Regions from separate parts of the Homo sapiens genome. Here region 1 is linked to region 2. The links are chromatin contacts, found by Hi-C or POLR2A ChIA-PET in ENCODE. All regions are on one chromosome and are shown on one strand. Each heading gives the region's core, a stretch centred on a gene start or an enhancer-like site at or near the end of the contact. The rest is flanking DNA. Distances are from core to core; before and after follow the strand shown. Region 1 holds the start of TMEM107 (transmembrane protein 107). Region 2 holds the start of RNASEK-C17orf49 (RNASEK-C17orf49 readthrough).

The links. Hi-C counts contacts between places; a loop is a spot of excess contacts on that map. ChIA-PET counts read pairs that join two places held with the same protein, here RNA polymerase II (POLR2A). Pooled maps may share reads with other maps.
Region 1: a loop to region 2 is called in a map with no recorded cell type, with 7 times the contacts of the local background. The contact joins the promoter of TMEM107 here to the promoter of RNASEK-C17orf49 in region 2. A Hi-C loop is called at or near these places in 1 of 168 maps with a recorded cell type or tissue (ovary), 1 of 37 single-sample maps with no recorded cell type and 10 of 50 pooled maps. POLR2A ChIA-PET finds 5 or more read pairs at or near these places in 2 of 52 experiments (MCF 10A and activated B cell).

The regions. Positions count from the first base shown.
Region 1 is chr17:8,174,939-8,177,748 of GRCh38, reverse strand. TMEM107 (transmembrane protein 107) reads left to right here and starts at 1,369. Exons shown (of 5, transcript NM_183065.4): 1 at 1,369-1,549; 2 at 1,723-1,790; 3 at 1,892-1,992. The coding sequence starts at 1,463. The region is part of intron 2 of LOC105371520 (a long non-coding RNA gene); the gene reads right to left. RefSeq lists enhancers at 1,072-1,191, 607-1,218, 1,372-1,421, 1,492-1,581, 1,742-1,791 and 3 more.
Region 2 is chr17:7,010,774-7,013,697 of GRCh38, reverse strand. RNASEK-C17orf49 (RNASEK-C17orf49 readthrough) reads right to left here and starts at 1,281. Exons shown (of 8, transcript NR_037717.1): 1 at 941-1,281; 2 at 1-32. It overlaps RNASEK (ribonuclease K), which reads right to left and starts at 1,074. Exons shown (of 3, transcript NM_001004333.5): 1 at 937-1,074; 2 at 1-32. The coding sequence starts at 1,014. It overlaps ALOX12-AS1 (ALOX12 antisense RNA 1), which reads left to right and starts at 1,364. Exons shown (of 3, transcript NR_040089.1): 1 at 1,364-1,502. RefSeq lists enhancers at 634-813, 894-1,013, 1,093-1,713.

The DNA.
Region 1 (2,810 bases), core at 120-2,619, 1.2 Mb before region 2:
ATGCCTCAGCCTCCCGAATAGCTGGGATTACAGGCACGCGCCACCACGCCCGGCTAATTTTGTATTTTTAGTGGAGACAGGGTTTCAGCATGTTGGTCAGTCTGGTCTCGAGCTCCTGACCTCAGGTGATCCGCCCTCCTAGGCCTCCTAAAGCGCTGGGATTACAGGTGTGAGCCACAGTGCACAGCCCGCTTTTCCCTGTTTGTAGCGCCTATTATCTTACGGATTTATTTGTTTGCATGTCTGTTGTTGATCTCCCTGACTAGAATACCCTTACTAGGTAATCAATAAACATATACAAATATTTGTTGAAGGAATGAGAAATGCCTCTTGGGCTTGTAGTTTAGGCTGGCTAAAAGCACTGAGATGGGGAGTGGGGAGTAGGAAGAGATTGTTCTCCTGGGAGATGGGCCGGGAGGTTCCTTGAGGATGGGACTTGACTCAGCAATTAAAGAACTTTCAGATCTGCAGGGACCTGCGCTGAGGCCCAAAGGTCATGAGGTCGCCGATGATAAGAGCTTCTTGGACTGTAGCTGGGCAATGTCGGAGGCCCAGCACCTCCAAGGGACAAAGAAATCTGAGTTGAGTTTCCCTTCCAGCCGGCTCCAAGCCTCCCAGAGACGCAGGGACTGTCCCATTCCCTTCGTCCACTCCCACTCTTTCCAGCCACCTTGCTCTGCTCTTATCCCCATGCTAGTTTAAGGACGCTGGCCATTTTTTGCACTCTGCAAATCCCTCACCAAACTGAGCAAAGTAGTCTGAAAGAAATCAGTCTTCCTCAAGGAAGGTTCAGGCCTGGGGTCCTCAGACAACCAGGGGCTCCGTGACAATCTGTGACTGCAGAGCAGTCCAGGAACACCGGCCTCTCCAGGTTCGGGTCCCTTGTTTCTCAGGCCCAGCTTGGTGGGAAGCTAAAGGCATGCAGAGGAGGGGAAGGGGAGCGGGTCTGAGTCTTCGGCATGGCGGGGAACTCAGCCCGGCGTGGTGGTGGCAGCGGTCTCAAGTGATCCACAACTGGGCAGCGTAGCTGGGGCTGGGGGCCGCTCCCGGCGTGGGCAACAGCAGAAGCATTGGTGTCCCCAAGCTAGGCCAGGGTGGGTTTCCGTTCATCCGCCCTGCGTGGGCAGATCGGGCGCTGCGGGGCTGTGCCACCTCGCACCCTCTGAGGAACAAAGGGCCTGGCTGCGCGCGGGTACCCAGCCGTTAGGTTAGAAGCGCCTTCGGGTACCCCTGACCTTCGCTGGCCCTGAGAGACCCGCAGCAGCCGGAGAATGTACTGCTCGCGAGGATTTCCGAGAACGCGGCGCCGAGCCCGCGTACACGGTTACCAAGGCAACTGGGCGGTGCCTGAGCGGGCGGGAAGGAGGCGTTCGTCTAGATTTGTCGGCTTGCGGGGAGACTTCAGGAGTCGCTGTCTCTGAACTTCCAGCCTCAGAGACCGCCGCCCTTGTCCCCGAGGGCCATGGGCCGGGTCTCAGGGCTTGTGCCCTCTCGCTTCCTGACGCTCCTGGCGCATCTGGTGGTCGTCATCACCTTATTCTGGTCCCGGGTAAGACCCACGGCTGCACTCAATCCGTCCCCATTCCCATCTCTGAGTGGTCCTAGTCCTACCCTGCCCCCTCCCAGTGTCTTACCCTCTTGGGTTTTCTTGTTTCCCGCCGCCCCCAGGCCTGCCCTGCAGCCTGCCCCTTTTTCACTTCTCTTCCTGTGCCCTGCTCCCAGGACAGCAACATACAGGCCTGCCTGCCTCTCACGTTCACCCCCGAGGAGTATGACAAGCAGGACATTCAGTGAGCTCTTGGGACGGGGTGGCCAGAACGAAGAGGTGGTGGGAGTGGAGGGGTCTTAGAATAAGTCCAAAGGCCTGGGCCAGTCCACTTCCTCTCTGCAGGCTGGTGGCCGCGCTCTCTGTCACCCTGGGCCTCTTTGCAGTGGAGCTGGCCGGTTTCCTCTCAGGAGTCTCCATGTTCAACAGCACCCAGAGCCTCATCTGTATCCTTTCTGCCTGCCCACCTTTCCCACACGACCCACTTCTATCAGGACTCCCTTCAGCCACCTGACACAATAGTGTCTGCTGTAGCCAATCCTTCCAGTTCAAAGATCTTCAACGATGTGCTAAATCCTGCTGTTTACTAGGCACTTAAAATCCCAAAATGAGAGTAAAATACAGTTTTTGGCCAGGCATGTTGGCTCACGTCTGTAATCCCAGCACTGTGGGAGGCGCAGGCAGGAGGCAACATAGTGAGAACCCAAGTCTACAAAAATAATAGGAATAATAAAAACCCCACCGTTTCTTTTTACAATGAGGAGGAGGTAGATACAAATCTGTAATTCAGTGTGATAAGCACTGTGCTATAGAAGTGTGTGAAGATAGAAAGCACAGGCAGGGCGCGATGGCTCACGCATGTAATCCCAGCACTTTGGGAGGCCGAGGCAGGTGGACCACCTGAGGTCAGGAGTTCGAGACCGGCCTGACCAACATGGTGAAACCCCCGTCTCTACTAAAAATACAAAAATTAGTCGGGCGTGGCGGCGCACTCCTGTAATCCCAGCTACTCAGGAGACTGAGGAAGGAGAATTGCTTGAACCCGGGAGGCAGAGGTTGCAGTGAGCTGAGATCGTGCCACTGCACTCCAGCCAGGGCAACAGAGCAAGACTCTGTCAAAAAACAAACAAAAGATATAAAGCACAATGGGAACTCAGAAGAGGCAACGGAAGCGAGCACTGGGAACTCAGAAGAGGCAAAGGAGATGAGGCACATGGGTCAGAGAATTGTGGACCAGGAGGACCAGGACACTGGAGGCTGATTC
Region 2 (2,924 bases), core at 32-2,531:
GAATGGACATTGAAAAATATTCCGAGCATTATCTGGAAAAGGGGAATGGGTAGACTGTTGAATTCAGGCACCTGACCTCATGTTCACTTCGTAAACCCCTCCCATTTCCAATGTTGCTACAACACCCGAGCCTGAGATTAACCAAAACGAGGTGGTGGTTACTGGATTCGGACTCAGCCACCTGGAACAGGGCGTGAGGTGGTGACATTGAGACAAGTGGTCGAGGCAAGGGTGGGAATAGTGACCAAGCCATCTCTCCCAGGAACCCAGATTATCGTCCTCTCTGGAGGCGTCATCATCACGGGACAGTGCGGAAGAGGGGAGGGAGAACCGGCACTTCTTCATATCATTTCTTCTTGAAGTGGCGGTGGGTGGATTACTGGGAAAACAAGGCCCAGCTACACATTTCTGGAACAAGCACTCTCTTTTCCTCCCATGTCCTCCATTCAACTCAAGCACCTCTCAGGCACCCCGCTCTTGTTTCTCCTACCTTGAGGGGTCTCCACCTTTACCAGCCCTGGCTCCTCCCACTCCAGGGCCCTCCGCTCCAGTTCCCTTTTTTCTTTTTCTTTGGGGACGGAGTCTCGCTCTGTCACCCAGGCTGGAGTGCAGTGGCGCGATCTCGGCTCACTGCACCCTCCGCCTCCCGGATTCAAGCGATTCTCCTGCCTCAGCCTCCTGAGTAGCTGGGATTACAGGCGGGCGCCACCACGCCCGGCTAATTTTTGTATTTTTATTGGAGACGGGGTTTCACCATGTTGGTCAGGCTGGTCTCGAACAGTTCCCATTTTTCAATTTCAGTCTGTCTCCTTCTCCGGGGCCTGTAGATCCCCGGCCCCTCCGGCCTGCCTGCGGCCCAGAGTTTCCTCGCCTCCCAGCCCTCCCAGCCCGGAGCCCCTCAGGCCCTCTCCGATCCTTGCCGGGGAGTCCCCTCACCAACATGATCACTCCCCAGGCGCTGAGGACGATGCCGCAGGCGGCCAGCTTCGGCCCACAGCACAGGAGCGACGCCATAAAGAAGGGAGTCGGGGATCGCCGAGGTGCAAGCGGGCTCGGAAAGCGGTGGGAGAAAGCCCAGGATGCCCTCGCAGGGGGGCAGAGGGGGCGTGGCCCCGGCCTCAACCATCCCATCCGGGGGCGGCAGGCGGAAAAGGCTGGGCTCCTCTCAGGACTTTCGCGGGAGACGGCGCCGTCTGAAACCAAAACTGCTCCTGGGGAAACCTTCCTTGACCTCTGTAGCTAGGGCGTGAGTATTGGAAGAGCGAGGGCCTCCGGTTTGTTGGTCCCCCTCCCCCCGCACACGGGAATGGAAGGAGCTGGTATGTCACGTGACCAAGCCTGTCACGTCACGTGACGAGGAACTAGCCTTAGCGAGGCCATGGGGGAAAAAGTCTAACTGGCGGAACTCCTGGGAACTGGGGCGATGGGCTCTTAGTATCGGAGGATTGGAGCCATCTGATTTTTACCTGAAATTCCTTAGTCTCTCCTGTGTTGGGGAAATGGTAAGTAAGACAGATTTTCACCAACAGAGAGCGTTTCTATCTCTTCTCTACTCCTCCCTTTTAAAATTGAGATTCTGACAGTGTAAAGGAGTTAGGACCCCCTTTTGGGGATCGGGCATGGTTTTGTGGCTTTAAAATGCTTTAAAATTGCTGAAGTTTCTTGGTATTGGAACTGTTTCTCCTAAGTAACATTTTATCATCGCACGTGAAATACTGTAACTCTCGGTGCCAAATCCAGGAAAAATGGGCGGTTAGGAGAAGTCCAGGGAAAGCCGACTGAGCAGGTTGTGAAGGTAAGCAGTCCTGTTAAATGTACACAAAAATGTCACTTTGCTTCTCTAAACTAGGAAAACTGATAGGACTTTTGAATAAGGTAGGATATAAGATTTAAAAATATAAATAGGTCATCCCCTCCAAAAAAGCCGTTTGTATGTTTAACTGGTGAGTGACAGATCTGTAATAATTATTTAGAAATAGGAATGTCGAGGCGGGCGGATCACCTGAGGTCGGGAGTTCGAGACCAGCCAGGTCAACATGGCGAAACCCTGTCTCTACTAAAAATTACAAAAATTAGCTGGATGTGGTGGCATGAGCTTGTGATCCCAGCCACTCGGGATGGTGAGGCGGGATAATCCCTTGAACCCGGGAGGCGAAGGTTGCAGTGAGCTGAGATGGCGCCACTGCATTCCCGCCTGGGCGATAGAGACTACTTCTAAAAAAAAAAAAAAAAAGAAAAGAAAAGAAGTAGGGATGTTTGAAGAACACAGTTTTGCAGTGAGCAAGTTGTACCCACTCTAGTGAGGACAGTGACCTCAGAATAATTGAGAGGGATCATTTGACCTTGAGACCCCAGGACCTAACAAATAAACACTATCATTGGCTAGAATAACTTTGTAGTTCTTGTCCATTTATTTTGTGCATGTTGTTCTTAAAAGGCTTGTGAAAGATAACTTGGAATGTGGGAAACACATAGATCCCAGAGTATTAAAGGGGCTGGAAAAGTAGCCTTAAGACATGAATTATGTGCCTTTCATCTGGGACTGTTTGGAGAAAGAAGCCATTTTGGGGCAGTGGTTTGTATTCTGCCCCAAAAACATGATTCTTATTCAGGGACTTTTGGGGTACATGGGTGAATAGGAGAAATATGGGTGGAAGGAATTTGCCAAAGAACTGAGTCAGGAATTTGTACATTGGCCACCAGGCATGAAGGTTAGTTCCTGGGAATGGAGAGTTAGCTGAGGTAAGCTGATTTTTCTAAGAAATCCCCCTGCTCCATGATCTTGGATGTTTTGGAAGTAGGGTCAGGGCCTCAGGCTAGTGCAGGGTTCAAGGGCCAAATCCAGTCTGTAGCCTGGCTGTGCATGTCTCAAACAAAGCACATTTGTTTGTGGATTTTTTTTGCATTTTAAATGGTTGAATAAA